5 separate regions of the Mus musculus genome follow, and all the other regions are linked to region 1. Evidence: chromatin loops called from intact Hi-C (ENCODE). Cell type or tissue: gastrocnemius. All regions are shown on one strand. Each heading gives the region's core, and the rest is flanking DNA. Links, peaks and the distances in the headings are about the cores only. Region 1 has its middle 12 kb from the start of Tbc1d23. Region 2 overlaps Cmss1 (cms small ribosomal subunit 1). Region 3 overlaps Cmss1 (cms small ribosomal subunit 1). Region 4 overlaps Cmss1 (cms small ribosomal subunit 1). Region 5 overlaps Cmss1 (cms small ribosomal subunit 1).

Region 1 (6,394 bases), core at 675-5,674:
TCTTGTAACCCAGTGAGTCCAATTAGTGCTGCTTGTTGGCGTGTTGGTTTGCCTTGTTGGCTTGATCGTGTGCTGGTGGCCACAGCTGCTATGAGTTCAGTGGCCATCTCATGTCCAGAAAGCAGCATCCCACGACACTCCTGCCAATCCTCCAGCCCCTGCATTCTTCCTTCTTCTATCCCAAGATATTCTCTGAGCCTTGGAATTCTGGCTTTCTGACTTCAAAGGCCTAGCCTCTTCAATCACACCATGAAAAGCCATGCATGAGAAATTCAGTATCAGCTTTATTTCTCCCAAAATACCTGCTGTGAAAGGCAGGCATCTGAGAGATACCAAAGTTAAAACACATTTTTTTTTTTTTTTTTTACATTTGAAACTCTCCCTTAAGCCCCACATTTCTCCTAGATAAAACCGAAGCAGTATAATGTAGATTTTTATTTTCTACAACAATTATCATACTGGAGAAAAGAATCATTAAATGCACAAAGGAGCAAATGACCTGACCAGAGTGGGATGATATTTGTAACAGGCGCTTCACCACCTCCTCTGTGTTGTTCTCCTATGGAAGCCAGCAGTAGCCAGGCTATTTCTACAATTTGAGAGATGTTCACTGTAAGTTTCTTTAAACAGGGAGTTAAATTGTGAATGGTTGAGGTTCTCAAATAAGATGGAGCCACATGACCTAAAGGAGATTCTTACAGATATGAATGTGCAAGTCAGCAAAACCAAAGATATCTTAAGGTAGAAAATAGTAAGATTCTAACCTGTGGAGCTGGAGAGATGGCTCAGAAATTAAGCTCATCCACAAGACCTGGGTTCAATTTCCAGTACGCTGTGGTGGCTCAAAATTGTCTGTAACTCCAGTTCCAGGGGATATGATGTCTTCTTCCAGCCTCTGCAGTCACATGTGACACACACACACACACACACAAAGATACACACACACAATGGCACACAAACACATACACAGTTGTTTTTGTTTTTTAATTAAGATCCTAAACTAGGGAGATGGTTACAGAGCAGAAAGAAGAGTAAAGAAAGTGAGAACAGCTGTAAACAGAGAAAGAGTATGAAGGATAGAGTTCCTGGTTAATTGTAAGACCCAGGAGAGGGATAGCAAGGGTAGCTCAGATAACAGTCCTCGGGAGATTTGCTTCTAAATGGAGGTGTGATAGAAAAGGAGTATATGAGACAGTTGCCAGCAGGCGATGCGGATCAGAACAGGAGTAACATCCAAAGATCCAAATCCTGACATCTATTCATTTAGTCAGTCAAGGAGCAGAAAATGGCACAAGTTAGTCAACCTTTAAGGGAGCAGACATTTGGAAATATTTTCAAAACTTCAGACACATACTCCTGGCTTCAGGAGTATCTTTCTATTCTGTTCTATTCTTCTCTACTCTACTCTACTCCACTTCACTCCACTCTACTCCACTTGATCCTATTTTATTATATTTCATTCTATTCCATTCCATTCTATTCCATTCCATTCCATTCCATTCCATTCCATTCCATTCCATTAGTTTACCTTATAGAATCACTGGAATAGTTACACAACAGGCAAGGATATATACAAAGATGGTTGTACTTTGCTTACAACAGGCAAAACCAAAAGAACAAAGCTGGTCAGTCTAATTGTGTATCATTGAATGTTTCATCTATCCAATGAAATGTCAGGGTGTTGCTAAAACAAAATAAGTTAGAGCTTGCAAGAGGATGTGGAAAGATATTTTTAAGTATATGAAAAAGTACTAAAATAGCATATCTAGTACAACCCCATGTTCACCTCAAATTGCACATGCACATAGAAAGGTCTGAAAGAATATATTTGTTTGCTGGGCGTGGCGGTGCATGCCTTTAGTCATGGTACTTGGGAGGCAGAGGGAGGCAGATCTCTGAATTCTGTAGTGAGATCCTGTCTCAAAACAACAACAAAAGGATATATTCAACATTGTTAACTTTGATGAGTCTGATTTAGAACATTCATTTTATACATTTATAAACTGATTAAAATATTTCCCCAATAAACATGTATTAGATTTGTAATGAGGATAAAATATTAGAAAACTCCTTTAAGAAAAAGAACTAGAATTTTTGGGAAACCAGCTATCAGTAAGCCACTGATATTAAAGATGAGGTACCTTGTTGGAGCAAGGCAGGCAATCGTAACTGTGAGAGACACTGGCATGTGGAATCTAAGTATATACAAGGGAATGGGAGGGGGTCTCTTGGGCTGGCCACCTCTAAAGCGTTCTAACCCCTTTTCATTCCTTCTCACACTGGCTCCCATTTGTCCCTTGAGTAAGTTCCATCTCCCAAAATGTGACCTTTACATTTGACCTTCCTCTCCTCTTCCTTCAGAGAATTCCCCTACTCCACCGGCCTCAACACGAGTAGAGTCTAGTTATCCACTGTTCTCCAGACCTCCACTTCCTTAGAGAAGTGTCATGGATTACTTTTGGAGCTAGAAGGTCTGCTTACTATTATGTGTTGATCCGTCATACGTGATTTGAGTAGAGGAGTCAAGAAACTAAACATGGGAATGAGAAAATGAGAGCAGATCACGTGACTTACATTTCTTTTTCTCTTCTCTTCATTGCTACCTGCTTCTTTCACTTGTTTGTTTGTTTGTTTGTTTGTTTATTGAAAGAGGGCATCCCCTTAGAGCCCTGGCAGTCCTGGAACTCATTATGTAGACCAAGCAGGTCTCAAATTCACAAAGATCCACGTGCCTCTGCCTCCCGAGGGTTGGATTATAGACGTGAGCCACCACACCTGGCCTTTTTCCTTTGACTTTTGAGTCTATCTGTGGCTCTTTGCAAATGAATGGTTTTCAGATGGGCTGTAAGAGAATCTTGAAGTCATCTGTAGCTTGTTAGCTTCCGTTCCAGTCGTCTGTACATCGGAATAACAGAGGGAGCCAAAACAACAGGAAGAAGCCTGCTACCCAAGTGTGGTTTAAAACTTCCTCCGGCAGTTTCTAATGTGTAGACCATATGGAGAATCACTGGCAGAAAGTCACCTTGAAGCTGCAACTCTATCTGGAAAACTGAAGGCCACTTAACTGGTTCCACTGGCCGCTTCCTTGCAACGGGTCTCCAGATGGTGTCAGACTTGCATCTTCTAACAAAGGCTGAAGGCAGGAAACTCTAGGGCAGAGTTAAGGCTGATGACTTTGAATCATTGCAGCTGGTTGTAGGACTAATTTGATTACATGTGCAGCTGGTTTGGGGACAGTTGTCATAAAGAGGAGCAGACACGGTGCCTATGGAGACCCAGACATTCCTTTCTCTGTCATTCACATGACTTAAAGACTGTAATAGCATGCAAATATTATTTCAGTATGTTAAGGGCTGGGGGTTCCTGGGGCTCTGGGAGATTTGGGCTTTGTTTTTCGAACTGTTCAGCTGTTAGGAATCCTGATTTCCAAAGTGTTGAGCCTATTGCCAGGTGAGAAGACTCCGAATCAGGCCATCTGATCCCTAGATCTAGGATGGTCACAAACCAGACTCACCTGTGGCCTTATTTAAATCGCCCCCTCTGCTCCATCTCACTTTCTTCTGATCCCGTTCAGTTCTAACAGGTGACACTAGGTGGCGCGCATGGAACTTCAGTGGGGAGCAGTTGGAGCTAGCTGGCTGCCAGAATCCTTCTTTGAGTTCTTTAAAAGACCCAGGGATTTGCCAGGAACAATTTGGGAAATAAGACAGTTTCAGGAGGACCTTTTAAAAATTTTTTTGTTTTATATGTATTGGTGTTTTACCTGCAGTGGATGCATGAATGAGTATGTAGAGTCCCCTGGAGCTAGAATTTATGGACAGTTATGAGCTGTTATGTGGGTGTGGGGACTTGAACCTAGGACATGAGGACCTTTTATTAGGAACTTTGGAGTCTGTGATAGCCTGTAGTGTTTTCATCGGATTCTTTTATTAATTACGCCTTGTGTTCACAGTCTTCTTCCCTTAGTTAAATCTGAAGTTTTTAAACGTTGAATAGAAACTGTTTCTCAGGCTGAGCCACATTTGGTATGTTGTTTTTTATGTTTGGTATTCAGTCCAGGTTTCACTATGTAGCTTAAGCTGGCCTCATATTTGAAATCTTGTCTTAGCCCCCTAAGTATTCAAGTAGCCCATCTAGTTTACATTTGCAATTTTGTGTGTGACATAAGAGCATACAGCATTGTTTTGGGAATAACTAAGCTTTTTATTATTATTATTATTATTATTATTATTATTATTAATTTGGCAATAACTAAGTTACTCATCAGTAGCTTTTGAGAGCACTCCACTGCACCAACAGTAGACTTTAGAGCCATTCGTGTAGAGAAATCCGCTTTCTCTTCCACACAGTGGGTTGCCTGCCGCTATGCAGGGTCAGTTTGACATAGTTCTTGTTCAAAGCCTCGCTCCTAAATATTTGTTTGTCCAGGCATCTGAAGTCCCCAGGGGAGCTTTTTCCCAACTCCAGGCCATCTCAGGAATTCAGTCCTGCTCAACCAAATCAAAGCATCCCTAAGATGGCACTTTCTTCATTGGCCAAAGCCATCCAAGTCACCAGTCCCACTTTCCTTCTGTCCCCGAACACGGATGGACAGAGCAGCTAACGACCTAGCAACAGGATCAAACATACAAGAAGTGATTTGGGGGTATAGCTGTGAGATCTGAAAAGAGATTTAAGCATTTCCACATTACTGATTCATTCTAAGAGTCGGAGAGGAAAATTCTGACTTTCAGACCTTTGAGTTGCATGAAGTTTCGGGGTTGAGATGTCATGGGGTGGGGTATGAAGTGTGTTAGGGTTATCATGGGCTCAAAGCGCTCATGTTCGCTCACAGGTGAGAGGCTGAGCCACCTAAAGCCTACTTACAAGCATCAGTGGCATTTGGGCTGCCTGCTTACTTTTCTGTACCTTTCAAATTTGAAGATCGTTTTTAAAAATTACTTCAAAATAAAAAGAGGACGAAAGGAAAGAAGAATGATCAGCGGGTTCTAACGAAAAGCAGTTATTTGTAACTTACCTTGGTTTATGGTGAAACAGCTGGTGTGATTTCAAGAGGGGATTTTGTCTTTCCTCTGGACACGGGAAGTATCTGCCTCGCATCTGACCGAGTGACGGCTCTGGGGCACTGAAAGGCTTTTGTCAAACATTGTTAAGGTTCCTCTGCCCATCAAAATATGAAGCTTTAAATGATGGCAGGATATATAGCTGTCAAGTCATTTATAACTCTTTTTTAATTTTAATTTATTTGTTATCCATGTGCATGTGTGTTCGTGTGTGTGTGTGTGTGTGTGTGTGTGTGTGAGTGTATGCTACCTGTGTGCTTTGTGCCCACAGAGGTCAGAGGAGGGGGTCAGATCACCTGGAACTGGAATTATACATGGTTGTGAGCTGAACTCAGGTCCTCTAGGAGAACAGTAAGTGCTCTTAACTGCTGAGCCATCTCTCCTTCCCCTACTTTTAGTTTTAATTATGTGTGTGTGTGTGTGTGTGTGTGTGTGTGTGTGTGTGTGTGGTTGTACAGGTTAGTATGGTGTTCTTGAAGGCCAGAAGAGGGTGCCAGGTCTCCTGGAGCTGGAGTTACAGGTAAGTGAACATCCTCTGTAAGACCGGTGCTTGCTCTTGACCTCTGAGCCATCGCTTCAGCTCTGATCATTTGTAATGATTTTCCTCCATCAAAGTGGAATACGTTCCATGGGGGATTAAATTTCTTGCATTTCTCTAGTCTCTTGACTACCATGTTTTTATTGTTCATCTTCATGCCAACTTACAAAATTCGGTAGGTACTCAACTGTGTCTTCTACCGGTCCTTCTTGTTGTCATTCCTTGTATTTACTATCTGCTGGTGAGAGTGTGGACTGGCCCAGTCATTGAGGAGGGGAGTGTGGAGGTTCCAAAAGGGCAGAGAACACAGGAATAGAGAACTTTCCAGTATGGGGCCCTAGGTTCAACCCACAGTAAAGGGAGGGGGAGGGTAATGAGAGCTGTCTTTGATTCTGAGAGTGGGGCTGGACAACAGCAAAGGGCAGAGGCTTATAGTCAGAGAAAGGAAACTCTGCCTATTAGGATTATTTTACATTTATTTATGAATATGTGTCTGTGTCTGCCATGTCTGTGTGGGCCCCTGTGAGGGCCAGGAGAGGGTATCAGTTTCCCTAGAGCTGGAGTTACCTGCCAGACATGAGTGGTGGGAACTGAGCTCAGATCCTCTGGAGGAACAGCAAGTTCACGCCAGCACTGAAAGTCATGGTCTTGAGACACAATCTGTAACTGTCTCAGGGCAGAGTCATGCCAGCTGTTGCTTGTGTCAGACATCAGCTGTACCCTCCACTTCCTCTTTCCAAGAAATAACTTCTTACCCAGCTTCAAGACAGGCTGGCGGCAAGCTCACTATGTA
Region 2 (6,394 bases), core at 575-5,574, 350 kb after region 1:
GTCAATCTTATCAGATATTAGGATGGCTACTCCTGCTTGTTTCTTCATACCATTTGCTTGGAAAATTGTTTTCCAGCCTTTCATTCTGAGGTAGTGTCTGTCTTTTTCTCTGAGATGAGTTTCCTGTAAGCAGCAAAATGTTGGGTCTTGTTTGTGTAGCCAGTTTGTTAGTCTATGTCTTTTTATTGGCGAGTTGAGACCATTGATGTTAAGAGATATTAAGGAAAAGTAATTGTTGCTTCCTGTTATTTTAGTTGTTAAAGGTGGCATTCTGTTCTTGTGGCTGTCTTCTTTTAGGTTTGTTGAGGGATTACCTTCTTGTTTTTTCTAGGGCGTTGTTCCCGTTCTTGTATTGTTTTTTTTCTGTTATTATCCTTTGAAGGGCTGGATTCGTGGAGAGATAATGCGTGAATTTGGTTTTGTCGTGGAATACTTTGGTTTCTCCCTCTATGATAATTGAGAGTTTGGCTGGGTATAGTAGCCTGGGCTGCAGTTTGTGTTCTCTTAGTGTCTGTATAACATCTGTCCAGGCTCTTCTGGCTTTCATAGTCTCTGGTGAAAAATCTGGTGTAATTCTGATAGGCTTGCCTTTATATGTTACTTGACCTTTTTCCCTTACTGCTTTTAGTATTCTATCTTTATTTAGTGCATTTGATGTTCTGATTATTATGTGTCGGGAGGAATTTCTTTTCTGGTCCAGTCTATTTGGAGTTCTGTAGGCTTCTTGTATGTTCATATGCATCTCATTCTTTAGATTTGGGAAGTTTTCTTCAATAATTTTGTTGAAGATGTTTGCTGGACCTTTGAGTTGAAAATCTTCATTCTCATCCACTCCTATTATCCGTACGTTTGGTCTTCTTATTGTGTCCTGGATTTCCTGGATATTTTGAGTTAGGATCTTTTTGCATTTTCCATTTTCTTTGATTGTTGTGCCGATGTTCTCTATGGAATCTTCTGCACCTGAGATTCTCTCTTCCATCTCTTGTATTCTGTTGCTGATGCTCAAATCTATGGTTCCAGATTTCTTTCCTAGGGTTTCTATCTCTAGAGTTGCCTCGCTTTGAGTTTTCTTTATTGTGTCTACTTCCCTTTTTAGGTCTAGTATGGTTTTGTTCATTTCCATCACCTGTTTGTATGTTTTTTCCTCTTTTTCTGTAAGGACTTCTACCTGTTTGTGTTTTCCTGTTTTTCTTTAAGGACTTGTAACTCTTTAGCAGTGTTCTCCTGTATTTCTTTAAGTGATTTATTAAAGTCCTTCTTGATGTCCTCTACCATCATCATGAGATATGCTTTTAAATCTAGGTCTAGGTTCTCAGGTGTGTTGGGGTTCCCTGGACTGGGCGAAGTGGGTGTGCTGGGTTCTGGTGATGGTGAGTGGTCTTGGTTCCTGTTAGTAAGATTCCTCCGTTTACCTTTCGCCATCTGGTAATCTCTGGAGTTAGTAGTTATAGTTGACTCTGTTTAGAGATTGTTCTTCTGGTGATTCTGTTACCGTCTATCAGCAGACCTGGGAGACAGATTCTCTCCTCTGAGTTTCAGTGCTCAGAGCACTCTCTGCTGGCAAGCTCTCTTACAGGGAAGGTGCGCAGATATCTTGTATTTGGACCTCCTCCTGGCCGAAGAAGAAGGCCCAACACAGGACCTTTCTCAGACACTGTGTTGCTTTGGCAGTTCCCAGGTGGTACAGACTCTCACCTAAGCAGACTAAATTCCTAAGTTCCTTGGAGTCCCGGGACCAAGATGGCGACCGCTGCTGCTGTGGCTTAGGTCGCCTCCCCAGCCGGGCGGGCACCTGTCCTCTGGTCCGGAAGGTGGCCGGCTGTCCCCGGCCCACACAGGGTGCTGCCTCAGCGCCTCTGTGCTTCTGCCTGTTCCAGAAGCTGTCAGGTTCTCTGGCGCACCCTCTCACCTGTTCAGACTAATTTCCTAAGTTCGGCGGGTCCGGACCAAGATGGCGACCGCTGCTGCTGTGGCTTAGGCCGCCTCCCCAGCCGGGTGGGCACCTGTCCTCTGGTCCGGAAGGTGGCCGGCTGTCCCCGGCCCACGCAGGGTGCTGCCTCAGCGCCTCTGTGCTTCCGCCTGTTCCAGAAGCTGTCAGGTTCTCTTGCGCACCCTCTCACCTGTTCAGACTAATTTCCTAAGTTCGGCGGGTCCGGACCAAGATGGCGACCGCTGCTGCTGTGGCTTAGGTCGCCTCCCCAGCCGGGTGGGCACCTGTCCTCCGGTCCGGAAGGTGGCCGGCTGTCCCCGGCCCACACAGGGTGCTGCCTCAGCCCCTCTGTGCTTCTGCCTGTTCCAGAGGCTGTCAGGTTCTCTGGCGCACCCTCTCACCTGTTCAGACTAATTTCCTAAGTTCGGCGGGTCCCGGACCAAGATGGCGACCGCTGCTGCTGTGGCTTAGGCCGCCTCCCCAGCCGGGCGGGCACCTGTCCTCCGGTCCGGACGGTGGCCGGCTGTCCCCGGCCCACACAGGGTGCTGCCTCAGCGCCTCTGTGCTTCTGCCTGTTCCAGAAGCTGTCAGGTTCTCTGGCGCTCCCTCTCACCTGTTCAGACTAATTTCCTAAGTTCGGCGGGTCCCGGACCAAGATGGCGACCGCTGCTGCTGTGGCTTAGGCCGCCTCCCCAGCCGGGCGGGCACCTGTCCTCCGGTCCGGACGGTGGCCGGCTGTCCCCGGCCCACACAGGGTGCTGCCTCAGCGCCTCTGTGCTTCTGCCTGTTCCAGAAGCTGTCAGGTTCTCTGGCGCTCCCTCTCACCTGTTCAGACTAATTTCCTAAGTTCGGCGGGTCCCGGACCAAGATGGCGACCGCTGCTGCTGTCCAAAACAGGATTCTTAAAGAAAGCGGCCGGAGACTCCGACTGAACCAAACTGAAAACATCGCATGCACCTGCAGTTTTTTGGTCACTGAAACTCACAACCATTTAAGTGACTGTGGCAAGCCCGGAGTCTACAGAGTGTGACGTTTCTTTTTAAGAAGCAGCGGACAAAGCAAGCTAATTCTCTGAGAATGTAATGAATATAAATATAAACATATTTTTCTATTGTTTCCTAAACAGAGCTTTTCTTCATTGAGCCCATCACCCTTGAGACTTGTTATCCATTCCAAATAGCGCCTTTCATGCTGAGATGAAGATTCAATAACTTTTTTTTAAAAAAGTTTTTTCTTCCATGAATGAACTTTCCAACTTGCTTAATTCCCTCCCAGACATCTGCTTTCTGATGAAACCCAGGAGCCTTCGAGTAGAACAGTCACTGTGTGGTCTTAAAAGAGCCACATGCATGAATCTCTCTTGCAATATGCACTCCAAATTTGGAAAGAAAATTTCTTGGAGCTATTTGACGTAACATTCTATAAAAATGATCCAAGGGATGACACATTATACAGCTCCATATTTCATTTACAGAAACAAGTCCAAGTATTAAATTCATACTGTGAGAAAGAAAAAAAAATTATTCTCTGCCCCAACACAGTTGCAGGAATGACATTTGGGGTTGTCTTAATAAAACTAGTCTCTGCTGCCATCTAGAGGTAAAGACTGCGTAATGCAATCAGTCCATAAAGGCCAGCGTTTGACCATTTTTAAGCTGTAAGTCATTCTTCACCAATACACAGCAATACTACTGCTGAGCTCCACCATCACCATGTGTGATGTTAGGTGGGTGTTTCAGACAGAGACCTGCGGGGCTCATGAAACGCAGCATCTTAGGCTCCAACAGTATCTGGGCATGCCATGCACTTTAGGATCTGATGAACATCCTGCCAGGTGACCACTGGGCCAAGGCACTCCTCTCATACCTCTCCTACCTTGGCAGGTCCGAGTTCCCAGTGAAAGAAAACATTGGGATCTATCTATAGTAGCTTCAGCTACAGCAGTTTTTCTCCAAGAGCAGCAGGCTACCCTTCCCTGCACCAGAACAAATTACCCTCAAGAATTTATTAAAAATGTGGATTCTATATATATGGCTACAGAACAACTTAAATGACCCCTCACCAAGGACTCTGGACACTAAATTATAGAAAACTTCTGTACTTCTTGACAAAGTTAAGGGGCTTTACAGAAAGCTATTCGGGAAAGGCTGAAACAGATTTCAACTGAAGCTTCTGTCGTTCATGGTTAGGTGTTTGGGGGACACTCATAGAAATGACCTTATCTCTGCTAATTTTCCTGTTTCATGTCTTAACAGTTTAGTATAGCATCTTGTAATTATATGCTTTTAGAAAGTGTTGAGAATAACAAAGAGCTCTTACAATACCACTAACCTGAGCGGACCACTAATGTCACAGATGCACAATCTGCAGCAGCTGTTCTCAACCTGTGGGTCCTGGTTCCTTTAGGTGTAAAACAACCTTTCACAGGGGTCACCTAAGACCATCTGCTTATCAGATATTTACATTTTGACTCCTAAGAGTAGCAAAGTTGCACTTATGACGTAGCAACAGGAATAGGGGTCATCACAACATGAGGCACTGTATTAAGGGGCGGCAGCATTAGGAAGGTTGCAAACCACTGATCTACAGGTTCTGCATGCCTAACCTGAATGTTGTAAGTCTAATTTCTTAGTGCCATTATAAAGTCTAATTTCTTAGTGCCACTATAATGTCCTAAGTGGACAACTCCACACCTTATCTTACATGACATGTAGTGGTCAATACACAGCTACACCAAAACTAATGTATAAAATTATATTCATTCTATTGTATAATATATATGTATATGTATGTATGTATGTGTGTATATATGTATACACACACACACACACATATATATATGCATATATATATATATATATATTTGGCTTTTGTGGTTAGATGTGGATCTCATTGTGTATATGCAGATTAAGTCCCAATATTCAGACATTCAAAATACTTCTGATTCCCAGTGTTTCAGAGAAGGAAGTCAATTTGTAGTTCTTAGTTTCTTAAAAAAAATTCTGTAGAAGCATTTTCCTATAACTTGAAAAGTTATTAAAGTCATTACTATGTAATGACATCATAGTGCTTCTATATAATCATACTTTAATTCATTTACTACACCCTCATCATTGTTATCTATGTCTACTTTTTCATTCTAATTAATGCAAAAATAACTACCTTTACTCGTCTCTCTAGTTACTTTCTAGAAAAGGTCTCTAACTTAAAAAAAAAATGGAGATGAATTTTAAGGTACTTGAAATACAGTGCCAAGTTGTTCCTTCCTTCATTTGGACATTGATTGCTGTTGTTGTTATTATTATTATTTAAAATAAACAACAAACACCTGCCTGTCTGAGAGGCAAGAATGTAGACACAGCCTGTCAGTGCTAGATGAGACCAAGAAGCCAAGTCAGGAGCCATGAGACTGGAATGGGACTAGGACCATCTCACTGGCATGTCTAGGATTAACACCAGAAAGGTGGTGAGAATATAAAGCTAAACACCCTCTGTGCCTACGTACAGGACGACTTGATCTGTGCAGCACTTGCACATGAAAACTATTCATGGTGCTATATGTTTGTTTTGTTTTTTTGTTTTTTGTTTGTTTTTTGAAACAGGGTTTCTCTGTGTAGCCCTGACTGTCCTGGAACTCACTCTGTAGACCAGGCTGGCCTCGAACTCAGAAATCCACCTGCCTCTGCCTCCCAAGTTCTGGGATTAAAGGCATGGGCCACCACGCCAGGCTATATGTTTGTTTTAAGTGAGTGAATGTTACTACTATATTAAACTCTAACTACTTGCACTGGCATCTGAAGGTCATATTTGTACTCCCTTACAAAACCATGTCTAAAACTCTACATTAAGTTTCATTAGCAATTCTAGCAATAAATGTCTAATCCCCTTCACATCAAACACCTTCTACCCTTCTAGTTCAGTCGGCTTCAAACTCTCTTATGATCCACAATCCCTAAGAACAAATACAGGCTAGTATCTGAGCATGTGTGTATGCGTGCACATACACACACGTGCGCATATATATATATATATATATATATATATATAAACTGAAGCAATATTCATAACTTAGTACTTGTCATATCAGAGACAGAACATTTGATATTGTGCATTCCAGTCTACACTCCTCTACTTAAGAGAGATACATCTAATATACATTTTAAATCAAATACTCAGTGATTTGGGAGTTAAAAAGCTCAACAGTATCAGACCATAAATTTGGGATTATAGCCGGATGTGGTGTCGCACACCTTTAATCCCAGAACTTGGGAGGCAGAGGCAGGCAGATTTCTTCGTTCGTGGCCAGCCTGGTCTACAGAGTGAATTCCAGGACAGCCAGGGCTATACAGAGAAACCCTGTCTCAAAAAAACAAAAAAATATAAAAAATAAAAATTTGGGATTATGGAATATGATGAGAGTCATATATACTATAGTTTAAGGTAAACATAAACAAATACACAAAG
Region 3 (6,394 bases), core at 581-5,580, 79 kb after region 1:
CAAGGCCACTAATATGTCACAGAAGATGCCAGATGGCCATAAGCATCCAATTATAGAACAAGGGAGCATTCAGCTCTTCTAAGCAAAGGTCTGGATGTAATTAGTTAAGCCCTTAAAGCATACACCAGACCCAGGCCTACAATCCGGCCCTTGTGAGGCCGAGGCAGGAAGGCTGCCATGAGGTTCCTGAATGAAAACGTGAAAGAAAAAGGAGGCCATGATGGCTCCTGAGGTATGGAGATGATCTGTACTGCAGAGATAAGGGAGAAAGCAGGCCAAGGGAAGAGTCCAGGCTGAACATGGCCAGGGGGTTAACTGGGTTATGAGAGGAGAGAGGGGAGGGAGAGCAAGAGAGGAACTGCTGAACAAGACAGCCACATGGGCCTACAGGAGGCTTCCGAGAACTCTCAGTTATGGCTAAAAGAGACACTTCATCTCCACAGTCTCATTAGCATAGCAAGTGTGCTGAAAAGAGCAGCATCAAAGGAAGAGCGAGATAAGAAGGCTCTGACTCACATCAAAGCAACCCATCCGAATAACCAAAGATCTCTAAGCATACACTCTAAACTCAATGGTGGCATGGAAGGAAAGCAAAGAAGCCCTGAAGAAAAACTCTTGTCAGTCTAGATTACCACATCCAGAAAAGCTATCCTTCAAAACCAAAAGGCTAAAGGGCAGTACCAAACTCAGGATATACTGGTTTATTTCTATAATTGCGTATAACAGTTTAAAAGCAGGCACAGTTAGATTAAAATAATAACATAATGAAATAGTTATGTTAAGTGTGGTCTTTCTCTCTCACCTTGTATGTGAGATGATGATATAATGTCTGTGTGACCTGAGGTGGATGGCATAGGCATTGTGCTGTATTTCAGGCTCTCTGTAAGGGACACTGCAACAAAGGCACTGTGTTGCCACCACGGTCCATGGACAACCGAGCCAGCTATTAAGTGATGGATAGGAAGTATATACCGCGTGGATGTATAGACATCACCAGGCAAAGTGATGGTTCACATGGTGAATGAAGAGGTGGCACAGCAGTTCATTTTGTTACTTGGAATGGTATATCACTTAGATGTATAACTGTGGCGCTCACAGACCCCAAGAGTGAACCTAGTTCTATTATGTTGATAAATGGACCAAGCATCAAACTGTTCCCTGAATTAATATATCAGTAATCACAGGTTATCGGAGCTTACAGGTCTTGCCAGAGAAGCATCTCTGTGCAGAAGACAGTGATTAATTAATAAATTTACAATCAGTCAAAGTGCAGAGAATGAGTGTATGGAGTGCTCGGCCACAAATGGAACGTTGTCACTATCCCTAAGGCTTGGGAACCATCATCGCGGAAGAGGGGACAGGAAGACTATTAAGAGCCAGAGATCACGGAGGACTACAGTGAATCAGTGTCTTGCAAACACACGGGACTGCTGTGCTCATGAATTCTCACAAACTCTGGCTGTCTGCACAAGATCTACACAAGATTAAGCCGGTGAGCACTCTAGCATGGAGGTTGGGTTCATAGTCCCAACTCCTAACTATTGACAGCTGATGGCTTCTAATGGAGGGAGAGTGACTTTTCCTTAAGATGTGTTCCCAGGAGGACTGACCATGTAGTGGATTGCTCCACATCCATGAGTATATGGGCAATACAAATTGGACTCGGTAGGCTATTTTTTATTTTTAATAAAAGTAAAAACAGAGGAGGGGGATGTAGGAGGTAGATATGAGAGGGGTTGGGGGGAAACAGGGTGAATATGATCAAAATATGATTTTTGGAGAAAAAAATAACTTATTCTAGATTTATCCACTTCAAAGCACGGAGAACAAAACCATGTGTAAAGGAGAGCTATGCATGACTCAGTCACGGAAGAACTCTCTAATAAAATTAGGTTATACTTCGCAGATTGCTCTTTCCCCCAAACCATATGCCCGCATGGCCTCTCTGATGTTCAGCAAGGGCCTAACATAGCCTTTTATGGGCTTATGGGGGAAAGTCTTTTGCTTCTACCTGTGGATTAACCACCAGTGAGTCCCACAGCTCCTAGTATTACTAGCTTGTGTTAACAGGGTCAGAGGATAAAATGGGGAGAGCTCCTGGGAGCCTTAGCTTCTGGTCAGGAGGCAGACTAGAAACACTGTTCAGTTGTAAATACAAGACTTTACAGGAAAAAATAACATGAAGCAGAACAAAGACTCGAAGAATTATTTCTGGGCTTCACTACTTAATTGAGCAATTCAGTCTGATGACCTGAACTCAATTCTCAGAGCCCACATGGAGCAAGGAGAGAAGTGATTTCAAGTTATAAGCTCCACACTTATATGCTGTGGCATGTACACATGCATGCACACACACCACCACCACCACCACCACCACAAATACATGTAATAAAAATTTTAAAAAAGAGAGAAACACTGTCAAATTGTTCCTCTGAACAATGACTCCTTGTGCTATTTCCCTGCCTCCCCTTTGTGAACAAAACGACCAATGCCCGTTCCACCGCTGTTGTTGGCTCTGCTTCCCCTTTAGCTTCATGGTTGGAAAGAAATGGAGGAGTTAAGTCTATTCCTGATCATCCTCAATGTCTTCAGGCCCCTCTGTGACTGTCCCCTTTGGAAGTAGACTAACAGAAGATGGCAGAAATAATAAGGCATCAACTCCAAGCCGATGCCATAAAGGCTTCAGGGTTAGGGCTCTTGCTCAGCACTTCTTTGAGCAACAGAGGAAGCCGGTTGCAATGCATTGGGTTCTTGTAGAAGGACTGAGTCAAAAGCACATGAGTGGGCTTCAGGGTCGACTCTCCAGTGGAGACCCCACTCAGTCCACAACCCGAGTGGTATTTGATTAAAGATGTGACAGCAGACCCATTTATCTAAACCATTATAACAGAAACAGAGAACAAACATGTTTTAATGGACCGTTTCTTGTTTTAACAAGAATGAAGAATTTTAGATTTTAGAAATACAGAGGAAACTAAGTATGAAAAAATGCTCAGGTAAGGAGCAGCACATGGGCATGGTGGTGCATTCCTTTAGCACCAACACTCAGGGCAGAGGCAGGTGGTACTCTGAGTTCAGGAGTATCCTGGGTTATAGAGTGAGTTCCAGGGCAGCCAGGTATACACAGAGAAACAAACAAACAAACTGGCACAGTGGAGGTGTGGACTCAGTAAAACAAATGTGTGGTCCAGTTCAAGCAAAACAGGGATGAATTCTAGAGGAAGAATCAAATGAAGAGGACTCACAGGGAGCCATGGGATTACCAGAGGGACTGCACAGACAGTCTAGAAAAGAGAGGAGATCCAAGCTCTTAATGTCCATGTGGAGCCTTTCTGGGAGGCATCTGTGGCAGGAAGTTAAAACAGGTCTGAGAGGCGAGACTAGGTCTCAAGGCTCCAAGGGTCCTCTGTACACAGCAGTATCATGGAGATACCATCTGGGACGGTAATAGTGCTTTTGTGTGCATGGTAATGTTCCATCTCCTTATGCTGTGTGTGCTATTAGAAGACCGAGTCCACAAGAACAAGGCTGAATTTTTAATGGGGATATGATATAAAACCCTAGGTCAACATAACTGTTTACACTGTATACATTTTTTTAATATTTATTTTATCTGTATGAGTGCTTGCCTGCATGTCTGTATGTGCACCACATGCATGCCTGCTGCCCTGGAGTTCAGAGGGAGTTGCATCCCCTGGAGGTAGCGTTATAGATGGTGTGAGCTACCATGCGAGCTCTGGGAATTGAACCAGCTCCTCTGCAGGAACAAGTGCTCTGAACCACTGAGGCTTCTCTCCAGCCCCTTAAATACATTTTATTTTTCCTACTAAAATATAAAAGCAACTGAGAAAACAAACCTCACTGGTTTATGGTCAGGAAAACATGGTCTTTTCATGGGCAAAGAAAGTAAAAGCTTTCTTGAATCCAGTGACAGCTGACGTTAGGGTCAAGAAAATGGTGTGGAGTGGCTGTGGTCGACTTCAGAGCCAAGAGCTGTGATGCTCATAGTGACCATTACCTGTTGGGTTTTCTCAGGAACCGGAGCTGTGTCCTGCTGTGTCATTTCCGTGTCCCCTCCTTCCTCACCACCTGATTGCTCTGAAAGGGGATAAAAAAAATTAGAGTGTCTCTCTCATTCGATACAACCTTGGTAGGACTGGCTTGGAGGTTTAATCTCTTGGCTTCAAAATTGAAGCATTCAGATGCCCGTCTTGTTTAGAATCTGAAAAACTAAAGATCACCCGACATTAGAAAATATTTAATTATGTGTTACAGTTTGCGTCTGAAATGTCCCCTATGGTGTGATTAGGAAATAGTTCAACAAGGAGGCAGGGTAGGAGTAGGGTGTGCACACATTTAATCCCAGCATTTAGGAGGCAGAGGAAGAAGGACCTCTATGAGTTCGAGGCTAGCTTGGTCTACACTATATGGTGAGCTCTAGGACAGCCAGGACTACAAAGAGAGACCTTGTTTCTGGTGGTGGTGATGATGGTGAGACGTGATGCAACATCTAGAAATTGGGACTTACTTTTTGAAAGGAAGCTCTGGGGTGTGTGCTTGATCAAGTACAACCATCCCCTACCCCCTGAAGGATCGGCTTTGAAGGAATGAAAGCTGTTATACAATAACCACTTTACTTAAGCTAAACAAAATGCTACGGGAAAATGTCCCTATCCCTATCAGCAAAGGCCCAGATTCTAACCTAAGTAGGCGGGAAAGATGCCTTAAATTCTTTTCCAACTACCACAAGGGTATTTTCAGAGATGATCAGGGAAGGAGCTGGGAGTTTCCCCCAGTGGTGGGTTCTTCATCTACTTCTGCAGCACCAATAGAGACACCTTGGGGGCCTTAACTTCTAAGTTCCCATGGTGTAAAAGAATTGTTTTTCCCACCCCACTGGGCCGATACTGGAGGAAGACTAGTGGGCAGTCAGCAGTTTCCTATTTATACTTCTTAAAGTTAGGATACCAAGTAGAGCTAGCACTTTCCACACAGCTGAGTAGTAGCAGGGTCATATTTATCTGTACTAATAATTCAGTGCAGCAACCTCTGAAGAGCATGTATAGATACACAATAAAATAAAGAGAAAACAAAGTGAGATCATCCATTTCCCATAGAAAACACGTGGGAAAAACCAGTAAGCAGAAAGGAGAAAAATAAAACGGCAGATGTACACTCTCACATATCAATCATCATACTACAAATAAATGGTGTTAGGCCTGAAGAGATAACTCTGAGTTCGGTTCTCAGCACCCACATTCAGTGGCTCACTACCATCTGTAACTCTTGCTCCAGGAAACCTGATGCCCTCTTCTGTCCTATGAGGGCACTGGCACACATGTGCACATACACACATAAACACTCAGAAAGAAAAAAAAAACAATCTTTAAAAAAGTGAATGGTATAAACATAATAATAGAATGACCTAAAGAGTATGACAGAACTATATGTTGTTTGTAAGAAACTTAAACCAAATATAAGTATTGGCAAGTTCAAAGGGCTAGAAGACAGACATGCAAATATTGGTAATAAAGAAAGCTAGATTGGTCCCACAAGTTATCAGAAAGTTGTTTTAGTTAGGTTTCAATTATAATAAAATGCTGAACAAAATCAGCTCAGGGAGGAAAGTTTTGTTTTTGTTTTTGTTTTATTCCCCCCAGCTTACAACTCCTAATATACAACTGAAGGAATCCAGGGCAGGAAGTCAAGGCAGAAATCTGGAAGCAAAACGGAAGAAGCAGCCACGAGGGAACGGTGCTTACTGGCTTGCTCTCACAATCTGCTCAGCCTGCTTTCTCACACACACCTCCGAGGATCATCTGCCCAGCGGTGGCAATGTCCACAGTGGGCTGGGTCCTCCCGAGTCGGCATTAATACAGAACGAGCCCCACAGGCTGGCCTAGAGGCAACCTGATGGAGGCAGTTTTGAAACTGGGCTACCCTCGACTCAGGTAGCTTTAGCTTTTCTCAAACTGACAAACACACAAAACTAAACAACAACAACAATAGCAACATCAAAAACAACCAACAACCAAAAACAAACCAGCACAGCTTTATCAGAGCTCCCCCCCCTCTTCCCCTCTCCCCCTCCCTCTCCCCCTCTCTGATCCTCTCCCTTTCAAACTCAGAGGATGATTGTTGAGGTAGTAAAATGCATACACAACAGAAAAGGACTCAAGTGACACCAGTTTGCAGACCACGATTGCTCACAAAAATAAATAAATAAATAAATAAATAAATAAATAAATAAATACATACATACATACATACATACATATCCAGGAGCTAAAGCTCATCTTTCACACACAAATTCTCACGTTGGGTTGTATCACTGGGGCCTCCTTTTTTTTATCTTCCATCCTGCCTTTAAATGAGATCCTTCAGTGAAGCCTTG
Region 4 (6,394 bases), core at 415-5,414, 160 kb after region 1:
GATTCTCACATTAATGAGATTCAGGATCATGCTTGGCTATAACAACGGTGAGCCCAGAGTATTTAGGACAAGCCGTTTGGTAATAATTACCTCAGTCTCTTATTCTGACCTTATTATGGTCAAGTGTGTATCCGTAACCAACTGAAGCTAATTTTAATGCGTGGGTTTTCTATTTGAGGATAGAGAGTTAAGAAGGATGCTAATTGAGAAGGGGGAGGGAGAGAGTGAGGAGCAAGAGCAGGAGAGCATGCTCACTCACACTCGCAGGGTCGAGCAGGTACAAACTGCCCTATGAGTTTGTCAGAAAGAGCTGGATAGCCTTGTGTCTTCCCTCTAGTCCAGCGTGGTTGTTTCTGCTCTCTTAGAGCGAATTTCTGATTATACCCTCACAAATGGACTAGCTCTCTACTCTGCGCCCCCACCCCAAATTGTGAAATTTCTGGCAGAAATGAGATCTGTCAAAACAGGTTCGACGTATTTTTATTGGTTCCCCCAGACCATGACGACATTCCCTGAGAGGCTGTGCCAGGAAACTATTAAGGGCCGTGAAGCAGCAGTGAAAGTTCTTAGGAGTACAAGCTTGTCTGGTACCCCAGGAGGCAGTGCAAGCAGCCACCAGCCTGTTGGCTGGGCCACTGTCTCAACTGTGCGCATGTCACCACACACACACACAGACACAGACACACACACACACACACACACACACACACAACTGTGTGCATGTCAACACACACACACACAGACACACACACACACATACACACACACACACACACACACACACACACACACACACACACTCTTAGAGAACAGTAGACTGTCTTTCTAAAAAGAAACATTTGGGACACAATGGGCAATTCCCTTCCTGCCTTCTAATCCCCTGCTTGCCCAGAGTAGAATAGGCAGCAAATGGCTGAGGTAAGAGCGTTGCACAAATAAGATAATTCATTCAAGCAGTTAATAGGTCCGTTCTCAAGCAGGGAGGCTAACCAGACCTACACCTGGATCGTGAGAACGGTGGCTTTCTCCCCAGATGGAAGAAAGGCTCCATTCTAAAGCCAGGTGCAGAAATGCAGCTGCACTCTTGTAAAGGACACCACTGAGTCTGCTGGTGCTGAGAGCACTCTGTTAATGGCTATGCGAGTGCCTAACGCTGCCAGTCTTAACCGAAGCAGCAGCCTTACAGAAGATAAGAAACTAAACGGAAACAAAGTGTGGAGGTACTGGACTGTTGTGGAGATTTCCAAGTTTGTCAACTGATACCTGGTGACAGTCATGTAGATACTTGGTAAAGTTAGGACTGGATCACAAGCTGGTCCCTGATCTATCAGATCCGTCTGTTTTATAGCGCCACCTGCTGGATGAGGGTGAGAACAAGCTGAACTTTTCTTGGACTGATAACCTATGGATTAAAAAAACACAATGTTTTTTATATTACTAATTCATGGAATTCTGATAGTCTTCTCTGTGCTGGAGTGCTTGCACAAAAGGTCACGGTCAGGTTTATCTTCGCTGTTGTTCTAGCCTCCCACCGTCTTGTCATGAGCACCTCCTTTAGGATAGCTACATGAGTGCCCTGCAGCCGTGCACATGACGTGTCCCTCTCACGCTGAATACTTAACTGTCCTTTTCCATACCTGGGTCATCTGAATTATGTCCTGTAAAAGATAATTGTCTGTAAGACGCCCAAAAATATTCCTTTAAGAAGAAGATAATTCTATTCTATTCTCATAACGAACCCTCCTCAGGAAAACATTAATTACTCAGCCCCAACACGGTCAACTGCCAGAGAGTACTACGTTCCTTCCCTAGAAAGTGAAGAAGAGAAAAAAATAATCTATGTTCAAAGCAATTTTGGCTTAACCTTTAACATAATACATAAGTTTTTCGACTTTGAGAGAAAAAGCTTTGAGTCCAAAATATCCCATCAGACCCTCACAGCTGATGCACTGCAAGCCAGAACTGTGTGGGTAGCTGCTGACATTAACTGAGTTTGTGAGCTCAACAGACAAAGATCCAGAGTCAATGGAGGATGTGATGGCTTGAATGATAAATGGTTCCCATAGTTTGGGGCATCTGACTACCTGGCCCCCAGATGTTGGTGTTTTTTCTGGAAGGTTTAGGAGGTGTGGCCTTGTGGGGAAAGTATATCCCTGGGCGCAGGCCTTGGACTGAAAGGCGATCGCTGTTTCCTCTGCCCCTTCCATGCTTTGTGTCTGTGCACTGAAGATGGGAGCCCGCAGCCTCCTTCTCTGGTTGCTGTGGTATACCTGCCGCTTGCTGCCACGCCTCCTCACCACAATGCCCTCGTCTCTCTGGAACTGCAAGCGCAGATACACTCTCTCTTCCTTAAGCTGCCTTTGGTCACCGTGCTTTGTACAGCGACAGAAAAGTGACAAGCCAGTGACAACTTGTAGATGTGCTGAGAAGGGACAGGAAGGGTGTGTGTGTGTGTGTGTGTGTGTGTGTGTGTGTGTGTGTGTGGTGATGGCACAGTTTATTCTGTTTGAAGTAGGACCCCCTATTTTGGGTCAAATTGTGAACACAGGAGTTTTTCCCATTTCATAGATGAGATCTGGAAACACAGGCAGACTCTGGCTGCACGGCTCCCATATTCTGTGTGACTTTCTCAGTAGTCCGGTGAGGGGGAGTTAGACTCCACGCTTGCTCTTCCGTGCAAAAGTGCACCTGAGCAAGTCTATTTGGGACACGTATTTTTCATGTGTTTTTCTGAAGAAAGAAAACAGTCTCTTGAAGCAGACTCTCCTTGGAGTAAATAAGATAACGGTCTATGAAGGTAGTCATAAAGTAACCTGGCCAGTGTACCCCAGGACTTCAGAATTCCAACTGGACCCCGGGTGGCTAACAGGCAGCTTCACATGTTTCTTGCTTTAATCACCACTACCCACGACATTACCAAAACATTTATTTAGTCTGTTTTTAATCTCACCACATGGCAAATGACTGCCCACATAAACAAAACACTTTAGTGCTCTATGAATTCTTTGCGACTGAGACCCCTGGAGGGAAAGAAATGTGTAATGGCTACCTGAAGCACACTGAGTTTTCTACAAGTGAGTGATTGACTCTCATTCAAAAAGGGAGAAGGAGAAGTAAAATTCTCCAAAAGAGCAGTGGAAGGGCATTTTGGGTATTATACACACACCACAGAAAATCAAGGGAGCCCTGCCAGCTCCTAACTAACTATGAGAAGCACGAGATAGAAGTCAGCTGTGGAGACATAGGCAAGGGAAAGAGACAAGGATTTCTTTGAGAGGAAAAGCCATGTAAGCTCCCCACACTGTGCATGGTGGAGGTTGTAGTATGCCTTAGAATCATCCAGAGGACTTCTGAGTAGTGGTTTTCAAGCTATAGGGGCAAAACGTCAGCAGTTTACTAGAACACTGATGGCTAGCTCGTCCCCATTCAAGAGATTTGGATTCAGCAGGGAATGGATGGGCCTAGAAAATCTGCATTTTCGATGCTGACACACACACAGCATCACCCACATTCTGAGCAACAGAGAGGCAGCATCCCCAACAAGTTGCCAAGAGAATATCACACTAACTGTTCAGTGTGTATCTCCACCGCATTCCTGTCTATATGCCCCCACCTTATTCCCTTAGCCTTATCATTCTCTGTGTCATTACACACTGTATGTCTACATACAATGTATCTCTACAATACATACTGTACAGCACCAGACTCTGCTATGCACATGGCTTGGATGTGTGCCCAACATATATTTGTAGGTATATCTTGCACAAGCAGTATCAAGATTCAAACCTTTGATTTCCAAACTAGTCACTCTGTGAAAGTTCAGCAGAATTTCTTCAAAACTTAGCTGTTTTGGTCACTTGAGTCGTATGTGGTAGATCACAACATGGAACTTACTAGAAGTGATTCTTATACATGAGTGCCACTTGCCAGCCTTCCCTCAATGACTGTGATGTTAAAGAAAAGCGCCAAGCAGAAACCATGTGCACCATTTGAACTGTGAACATTTCCCAAGTCTTTGATCAGTGTCTTCCTTCCTCCATTCCAGACCCTTGTGGCCTGTGGAGAATTCCGAGGACCTTAAGCAAGTTCTGTGAACCTAGGGTTGTATTTATTAAAACTTAAAGAATGAAAACCAGCTATGTCATAAATGAAGTCAATAGACCCCAGAGCACTGAACCCAGCACGGTCCTGGCAAGCCACATTGGTCCGACACCTGAGAAGTGTTTTCCAAGTTAGAAAGAAAAAGGGAGCAGCGTGCACTGCATTTGTGTGACGTTGTTGGGACGGGAAGTTGGAAAAAGCCAGTGGAGGCCTGGAGTTGGTGACAAATTGGTCCTTTAAGATACACAGGAAATACTCAGAGGTTTCTGTCTGTTTAGTAAGTTAAATTGCAAAGCAGAAATTCACGACATGTTTACTTGATACAGCCTCCTCCTTCCCAACCCATGAAATCCCAAATACATTCCGAGAAGACAGCTCAGTAGCCTTAAAAGGAAAGAGCCCTTGAGCAGACCTCAGACTCACTTTCAAAGTCTCCATTGTTTCTGGACCTCGGAGAACAGACATGCTGAAAGAAAAACAAATCTGAACAATGCTCCCACCAGCCCTTCTAGAGGCTTAAGTCAGTTGGGTTTGAGAGAATTTACAAGTATTTTTTCCACCCTCAAGTGTGAACACTCAGTACCGGCAGCAAGGGCTCCGACAGAGAGAATTTACTTCTAAGTTCTGGGGACATGTAGCATGATTTTCACATTTGGTTAGATGGACTCGTATCCTCTAATAGCAGAATATACCAGTCCATCTCTTTGAAATGGTCATTTTTACAGAAAAAAGAAATGTCATGTTTTCAAAATGTGTTCTGTGTTTTGCCCCATGCCCAGAGTCTTGGTGAAGTTTCATGTAGATGACTTCTTCTCTAAGCTTGCAAACTGTATGAAATAAATAAAACAAGGATTGTGAATGAAGTCTACAAATTAAAGTAGCCCTTAAAGAAGGTCAGACTCTGGGGAAGTGGATAGATATTCTGATCAGAATACTGATTGTTAATTGTTCAGGGTGAGGCAGAAGCTTAAAAGCCTTTAATTTAATCTGGTTAGATTTTCTTTTAAAGAAGAAAGGAATTTAAAGTGAGAAATCACAGTCGCCATGTCTGGAGTCTGAGCAACAAGCTAGTCAGATGGCATGCTGCTGATTCACAAGATGGTAAGATCATGCTATCATATACAGCACAGACGTCCACGTACATAGTAATAGTCCTCTTATGCTTCATGGTCAGCCATGTTTACTGTTCTATTGAGAGTAGAGATAACTTTACATTTTCTCTAAAGAAAAAGATTATATTGGAGGAAAAAGAGAAAAATAAGAGGCAATAGTATGGGTGACTTGTAAACGGGTGGCACATGTGGAGTTCTTGGGTGAGCTGCCTTAAGAGTCAACAAGTAGCGAGTGTGGAAGAAAGAAAGAAGAGTGGGAGCCAAGTTTCCATTACACTAGATCACAACTAGAAGCAGTTCCCACAGCCCAGTGTCACCTGTGAGGCCCTTGCAATCTCGTCTTGAGGATACAGCACCAGCATGTTGGGCAGGCTGAGGTCACACTTCCTGGAGTGCCTGTGCCCCTCCTTAGCCTTCTTTCTCTTTTCTCTGAAATCCCCTGTCACACACTGAGCCTCTTAGTCACATGGGCTGCATTTTAAATCAATGACTTCATACATGTGTAATTTACCTCACTAACCAGAACATAATTTTTGGAATGGCGGCTCATTGGTTGAATTCAGCCCACATATATGTTTGCTGGGCCCACGTGATGCAGTTGAAGAACTGGAGTTAGTAGCTAGCTTGCCTCCCCTACCTCCTCCCAGAATCAGGAGGTAGGGCACACACAAAATCTGGGTTTCTGATTTGTCTTGACAACCAGGAAGCCCTGATGCTGTTGGACCAGTGTTCTAGGTGGTTTCAAATCACCCGAGGCTCTTCAGATGTGACAAGGTCCCAGTATCTCCTGGGCCTGCTTCCTTCTTGCTCACTCCCAGAACTCCTGCTCGTTCAGCTGTTTAAATCTGTGACCGCTGAACTACATCCTACATCTACAGAGGACAAAGCCTTTGTCTAGCACAGTGCTGTTGATGTATCAGGTGTGAAAACATTTCTTCCTGAAAGTCCAAAAGCAAAGAAGCATATGTTAAGAAGTGACAGATCAGAGAAATGAGGATAAAGAGAAGTCACGGGGACAAATGACAAGTGTGCTTTTTACTCTTTCCAAATGGATATGGAGGGTAGACCCTGTTCTGTTGTAGCTTCAGAGGATGGTAAGTTTTAAATGCCTGTAAGAGGATTTCAAAAGGGCATGCGTTTTAAAATGATCGCTTCCCTGAAGCTAGGTAACAGAACAAATC
Region 5 (6,394 bases), core at 684-5,683, 330 kb after region 1:
TAGAAATCATCATTGCAGATCAATTATAAATAGGCTTCCTGGATAGTTAATCTCTATTGACTGTATTTTGCAGAGCCTCTAACGACTAGCTCCATTTACAAGAGTGCAATAATTAACATAGAAACATCAAAATGAACTTAGTAGCTTCTCATTATTAAATCATACAAAGTTTATTACAAGTGTCACTACTATCTAAAGTCAAAGGATTCTTTTCCGATAAGATTACATATAAAATATAGATTCTTGTCTCTAATTTTAACTTTTTGATAAACTGTACATACGTATGATAGACATACATGTGTGTGTGTGTGTGTGTGTGTGTGTGTGTGTAGAGGGAGAGAGGAATGAGAGAGTCTGTGTGGGAGATTACAGAATTTCCATTCACTGAATTACTGGAACATGCCTGCAAAGGAAGTGATGCTATGCTGGGAACTCCTCTTAGTAAGAAATGTGTGAAGGCAGAGGCGCACTATCCATGAATGGCTGATTGAAGACTGTTTTTGTAACTTTTATTGTTATTTTCTTAAAATTATGTGTATGTATGCGTGTCTCTGTATGGATAAGTGCTTGTGGTGCTTGAAACTCCTGAGATGTCTCCTCAGCCCCAAGAGCTCCTACTTTCTTTCATTGGTCAGAGTCCCTATTTCAACACCAAATTTCATTTACTCAGCCCCACTAATTTCATTAGCTTTTTAAGCTGTAGAATTCCACCACATACTTAAATATCCTGGCAAGTTTGCTTGTCATTTAAAAGGCGTAGCAAAGTCTTGACAAGTTTCCATGGTGGGGGCAAGCTAAATAACTACCCAGAACAGAGGATGGCACACCTCTAACTCCAGCACTCAGCACACTGAGGCAGGACGAGCTCCAGGCCAGCTAGGGCTGCAGAACAAGGCCGCATCGCAATCAATCAAACAAAAACCTAATGAAACATAAAAGCAAGTAAAGGCAAAACCTCTCCCAAGATAATGTCATTGTTCTTTATGGGTAAAAATCACATAACCATCTTTACTAAAAGGTTATCTCATCATAAAGAATGCATCCTTACATATATAAAAGGATTTCTCATCTGGAACCAGAAGTGTTTCAGATTTTGGATTTTTTTTTTCCTTAAGGATATGCAAACACTCATACATGTAAGATAGCTTGGCGATGGAAACACCTTTTACATGCTGAACCTAAAGATAATTTTATACAATATTTTGAGATAATTTTATGCACAAATGAACTTGTATAGTATGAAGGGTTTGTTTTCCTATAGTGTCATGTTAAGTGCTCAAGGGGTCTGCATTTTGGAGCATTTCAGGTTTCAAGTTTTCCAATTAGGGATTCTCAACCTATGCCTGTGCAAAATGGTGACAGGACTATATAAATTCTAATTGGAAGGTCCCCACAATTCTATTTTACAATGCTGAGGCTTTAGACATGCAGTCTTTGAGATCCTAAAAGGGTACTTTTGTTTTATTAATTACTTAATTTACATACCAAACACTGCTCCTCCCATCCCTCCCTCCCTGAGTCTCTCACCCTATCCCTCACCCCCTTCTCCTCTGGGAGGGTGGTACCCCTGGGTATTCCCACATGGGTATTTTCCCCTGGGTATCCCCTCATATCAAGTCTATGACAGACTAGGTGCATCTTCTCCCACTGAGGCTGGACTGGGCAGCCATTAAGACTAAGCTGCCTGTCTGCTACAAATGTGCTGGGAGATGGGGGCTGGGGGTAGAGGGGCCCTTGCTCCATCCTGTGTCTGCTCTTTAGTTGGTGACTAAGATTCTGAGAGCTTCCAGGGGTCTAGGTTTGTTGACTCTCTGTAGGTCTTCATGTGGGGTTCAATCCCTCCTCCAAGTCTTCCAGAAGTATCCCTGATCTCTATCTAATGTTTGGCTGTGGGTCCCTGAATCTGTTTTTCTGCTGCTGGGTAGAGCCTCTCAGAGGACTGTTATGCTAGGCTCCTGTCTGCAAGCAAAACAGAGTATCATTAATAATGTCAGGGATTGGTGCTTGCCCATGGGATGGGTTTCAAGTTGGGTCGGTTATTGGTTGGCCTTTCCATTGGTCTCTGCTCCATCCCTGCATTTCTTTTAGTTGGGACAAGTTCTGAGTCGAGTTTTGTGGGTGGGTCTGAATTTCTGCCACTGAGGGTCCTACCTAGCTACAGGAGGTGGCTTCTTCAGGTTCCATATCCCCATTGTTAAGCATCTCCGCTAAGATCACCAGCATTGACTTATGGGAGCCTCTCCTATCCAAGGTCTTGGGGACCTTCTAGAGATTCTCCTTTCCCACCCCAGGTGCAGATTTCCATTCATTCTCCCCGCCCTCTGGACTTCTCTCCCAAACCTGATCCTGCCTCTCATTCCCCTCCCCCGCTCCTCTCTCCTCTTCAGTTCCCTCCCAGCCTCTGCCTCCTATGACTAGTTTGTTTCCTTCTAGAAGGGTATTTTTATTTTCAAACCATTATAATCAAAGATTCTGTGATGTTTTTATTTATTCAAATAACTCTAAATTGAAAACTATTTTACAGCTTCTTTCATACTGAGTATATATAAAGTAGGTCTTTAGACATATTAAATGAAAGGACTTTATTTGCTTCAGTTACATTAATTTCTGTTATTTCTACATTCTTATGTTCTAAGAATTTCATTCTTTATTTTGAAGTGCCAAGAGAAAATATAATTGGACAAACCACATGTAGCAAAAATAGAGGAATCAAACATGCTTTTCTTTTCTCCCTTTGTGGCATTAGTGGTATAGGACATTGAACTGGGGCCTCTTATACTCAAGCCAAGCATTCTGCCACCTTAGTACTTTCCCAACCACAGCAACCTTCTTACGATCTGTATGTAACTAAGTTAAAGCCAAGACATCCTTATGAGATTCTCCTAATGTTAACATTGTTCCCCACCCCACCCCTGTCCCCAAATGGAATCAAACTGGACTCTCTAAAAACAAGAATCTATCCTAAGCTACAATCTAATAATCTGCTTGGTTTGCAGCCTGAAGTTAGAATTTCACAGCTATAGAAATCTGTATATTGCTACTGGCAAGTGTTGCCCCTACTCTTGGATTATTTTATACTTGCCCCAGGAAGTGAGACTAGTTTGCCCTCTAGAGGGTGTAATGAAAAATGAGGTTTAGTATTTATTAGGTGGGATGTTCCCAGTCTCATAACTAGTAAAGTACAAATAACTAAATCTTTAAGTGATCTGTGGCAGGTGGCCCGATACCAACAAGCTCCATTTCTTCCCCAAATCCCAAGTCCTGAATTTATCCCTATTCTTTCTGGGTCCAGAACACACTCTTGAGAGTGCAGTCTAAAGAAACAAAACCCAGCAAACATAAGACAGACAAGTGACTTGCTAATAAAGTTCCCAAAACAAAAGTGCTGTTAAGTTGATTTTTATTTAGATTAAACACCAAGCCCTTTCCTTTCTGAGAGACCCTTTAAACTATCAAAGCTAAGAAGTACTTTTAGCTAAAAGTAGTCAAATACATCAGAGAAGCAGGCATCCCAAAGAATCTTCAGAGTCCACTGAGAGAACTGTCTAACACCTCTGAGTACTGTAATAATTTGATAATGAATTAAAACTGTTCCTATGCAGAATTGACAAATTCATTGACATTTCATCAGGACAACAGGCTATCATAAGGATTCACTCCTGGCTAACTTTGGGCATCAGTCAGCCATCGCAGGGAAATTCTCTTTAACTACAGCCTCATTTTAAAATTTCTATTTAAAGTATTACTCAGATTGGAAGGCGAAGGAGGGAAGAGGTCTTAGCAAATGATTCTGCATGATTACCTCTGAGGAGTCATGTGAAATAAACCTGGGCATGGTGGTACAGGGTGTGTGTTGTTTTGTTCGCTTGTTGAGACAAGGTTTCATATCTGGCCTAAAACACATTCTGTATTAATAGCTGGGGATGACCTTGAACTGACCTTCTTGCTTCAGTACTGGGGTTACAGGCATGTGCCAGCACACCTAGACTGTTTTGTTATATTTTTTATATAGGCTAGTCATGTTTAAGTAAAAACACAATGTATGAACATAGGCCTTAAAGACTCACAGAACCTACATTCTCCGAATAGGTGCAGGTGGGTTTACTACCAGACAAGTTACTCATGTGACTTAGTAACAAACAATCTCTTCACATGTGGTATCTTTTCTTCCAAGCATTACATGGATACAAGTGAGCAATGTATGCATGGATATATACTGATCATGACAAAACATACTGTGTGGATCCTCGTCAACACTGTGTAGTATAACACTCATCCCTTGATAACGTATTGAGGAAATGGAACAAGGAATGAGTTCCACACAACACTTACAAGTAGAAAATTATATAATACTTCCAATTCGCTGGAGATGGAGGGGGCTGCACTGAACTGAGTAGTAGGCTAGGAAGAGCGTACGCTAGAGGCACTCAGTGGAAGACCAAGTTCCAGCACATGCCTTTGTCAGTGAGTGGTAAGGGCCTTAGACAAGTCTTTTAACTTTTGTGAAAAAAAAGAGATGGAAGTCCAAGGATCTAGCAGTTACTCAGTCTCACGCAGCAAGCAGGCGAAGGAGCAAGAGCAAGAGCTAGACTCCCTTCTTCCAATGTCCTTATATTGTCTCCAGCAAAAGGTGTAGCCCAGATTAAAGGTGTGTTCCACCACACCTTTAATCCCAGATGAAAGGCATAGCCCAGATTAAAGGTGTGTTCCTTAACTCGGAGATTCAATCTTCTGGAATCCATAGCCACTATGGCTCAAGATCTTCAAACCAAGATCCAGATAAGGATCTCCAAGCCTCCAGATAAGGGTCACTGGTGAGCCTTCCAATTCCGGATTGTAGTTCATTCCAAATATTGTCAAGTTGACAACCAGGAATAGATTTTAAAATCATGTGTGGCTCTAACTTCTGAAAAATGGGTAAATTATCTGTGAGAGTTGTCACATATCTATAACCTTTAGGAATAATGCTGATATATAGACAATCTACTGGGCAACTTTGTTTTTCTTCAGAAAACTGACTTCTTTCACTGGCACATGAGGCCTAATAGATGGCGACCTCTTCACACTGGTTTCCTTCCCTAAGAGTCTATGACTTTCTTTTACCTTTCATCATATAAGCCCAAGCCACCAAATGAAGCAGCACTCAACTTCAGGACTAATGGCAGCATGGGTCTAATAATTCCCTGCTGAAGACAATGGCTGGGTTGTTCTTTGCCATCATAGGATGTTTAAGACCCTCTGGCTTTTATTCCTTAGATGCCTCATGAAACAAGAAAATATTTTAATCATAGTTAAATGTTGTGTAGAGGCCAAGGTTGCCCCTCACTGGAAGCTATTACATTTGAAAGACAAAACAACTCTGCTGTAGAAACAGACATTAAGCACTGCAGGTTCTGGGGGGCTGGGGCTTAATTAGATTTGAGGAATAGGTAAGAAATGAACAGGGACGAGAAGCTGAGGTGGTCCACGGATGTTTCTAGGAAAGGCCCACTTGGCAGACCTGGAGCATGCAGGCGAGACCACATCCCATTGTTTAAATGCCACACATAGTGCAGCCGAGATGGTTCTCAGGAAGGGAACAGACCAGTTAGATTGTGACAGGCCTTGAATACAGTGACAGGAACGAGATGGTTCTCAGGAAGGGAACAGACCAGTTAGATTGTGACAGGCCTTGAATACAGTGACAGGAAGCGCTCTGTGTCTCCATAGAAGGCTTCTAGCTAATCAAGCTACATAATGGGGGAGTGGAGGGGGGGGGCTAAGAGGAAATGAGTCCTTTATGAAATATTTCATTTTTTGACAACCCTAACGTGTGGGGTGGGGGGAATTCTGTTAGTTTTAGAGATAAACTAAAACAGACTTTCTAGGTTTTTCATTAGTATGTGACAAAACTGTCACGGTAAAGACATGCCTCTCACTGCCCCATTTTCTGTCCATCGAAACTACTTCAATGCAAGGGAAAGCAGTCAGTATAAACTGTATTTTACTACTTATGGTGACAGACACACTTGCCTAACATTACCCCAGATAGATGCCATTTCAACCAACACCCTAAGAATGCACTTAAACACAGGAAGGGCTCACCCACCATTGTTCTATCTGGATAATATTCACAATTCTCATCAACTGAAACAATCTACCCCTAGAGGCCTAGCCCAGAGTTCATTTCTTATAAAACATTCAATAAAACAGGCAATAGTGATTTATTTTTCCCTCCAACTTTTCCTGAATCCTAAAGCTACTGTTAGGCCAATAGCCAGTGACTGTGAAAAGTTAAGACCCACAAATAGCAGGTGTGGGAGGGCTGCATGTCCTATGGGGCAGAGAAAGACCACGTGACCTCTCATGTTATCATCATCATGAAGAACACAAGGCTGTCTCAGTCTCCATCCTA

The links. Peaks named below come from ENCODE experiments on the same cell type or tissue, not always from the same donor. Only the 100,000 strongest peaks of a DNase experiment are listed, where the experiment ranks them.
Region 2: it touches region 1 in a loop (14-fold over the local background); 36 of 42 quality-filtered maps call a loop at or near these places.
Region 3: a loop joins it to region 1, with 2.2 times the contacts of the local background. A loop is called at or near these places in 4 of 42 quality-filtered maps.
Region 4: it touches region 1 in a loop (10-fold over the local background); 36 of 42 quality-filtered maps call a loop at or near these places.
Region 5: a loop joins it to region 1, with 4 times the contacts of the local background. A loop is called at or near these places in 22 of 42 quality-filtered maps.

The regions. Positions count from the first base shown.
Region 1 is chr16:57,240,480-57,246,873 of GRCm38, forward strand. No RefSeq gene overlaps it. Among named protein-coding and RNA genes, the nearest start is that of Tbc1d23, 12 kb to the left of the region's middle. In gastrocnemius, for the core only: a CTCF peak has its summit at 3,590 (motif pointing right); a DNase peak (open chromatin) is centred at 3,594; H3K27ac peaks cover 1,240 bases.
Region 2 is chr16:57,590,348-57,596,741 of GRCm38, forward strand. All of the region lies in intron 1 of Cmss1 (cms small ribosomal subunit 1), which reads right to left. Among named protein-coding and RNA genes, the nearest start is that of Cmss1, 13 kb to the right of the region's middle. In gastrocnemius, for the core only: a CTCF peak has its summit at 3,529 (motif pointing left); a DNase peak (open chromatin) is centred at 3,608; H3K27ac peaks cover 474 bases.
Region 3 is chr16:57,319,446-57,325,839 of GRCm38, forward strand. Cmss1 (cms small ribosomal subunit 1) reads right to left here. Exons shown (of 10, transcript NM_025599.3): 2 at 4,019-4,098. Among named protein-coding and RNA genes, the nearest start is that of 4921517D16Rik, 9.0 kb to the right of the region's middle. In gastrocnemius, for the core only: no CTCF peak of the experiment used is centred there; no DNase peak of the experiment used is centred there; H3K27ac peaks cover 1,296 bases.
Region 4 is chr16:57,397,468-57,403,861 of GRCm38, forward strand. The region is part of intron 1 of Cmss1 (cms small ribosomal subunit 1); the gene reads right to left. All of the region lies in intron 1 of Filip1l (filamin A interacting protein 1-like), which reads left to right. Among named protein-coding and RNA genes, the nearest start is that of Filip1l, 47 kb to the left of the region's middle. In gastrocnemius, for the core only: a CTCF peak has its summit at 1,371 (motif pointing left); a DNase peak (open chromatin) is centred at 1,354; H3K4me3 peaks cover 428 bases; H3K27ac peaks cover 2,288 bases.
Region 5 is chr16:57,574,619-57,581,012 of GRCm38, forward strand. The region is part of intron 1 of Cmss1 (cms small ribosomal subunit 1); the gene reads right to left. Among named protein-coding and RNA genes, the nearest start is that of Cmss1, 29 kb to the right of the region's middle. In gastrocnemius, for the core only: a CTCF peak has its summit at 3,112; no DNase peak of the experiment used is centred there; H3K27ac peaks cover 2,392 bases.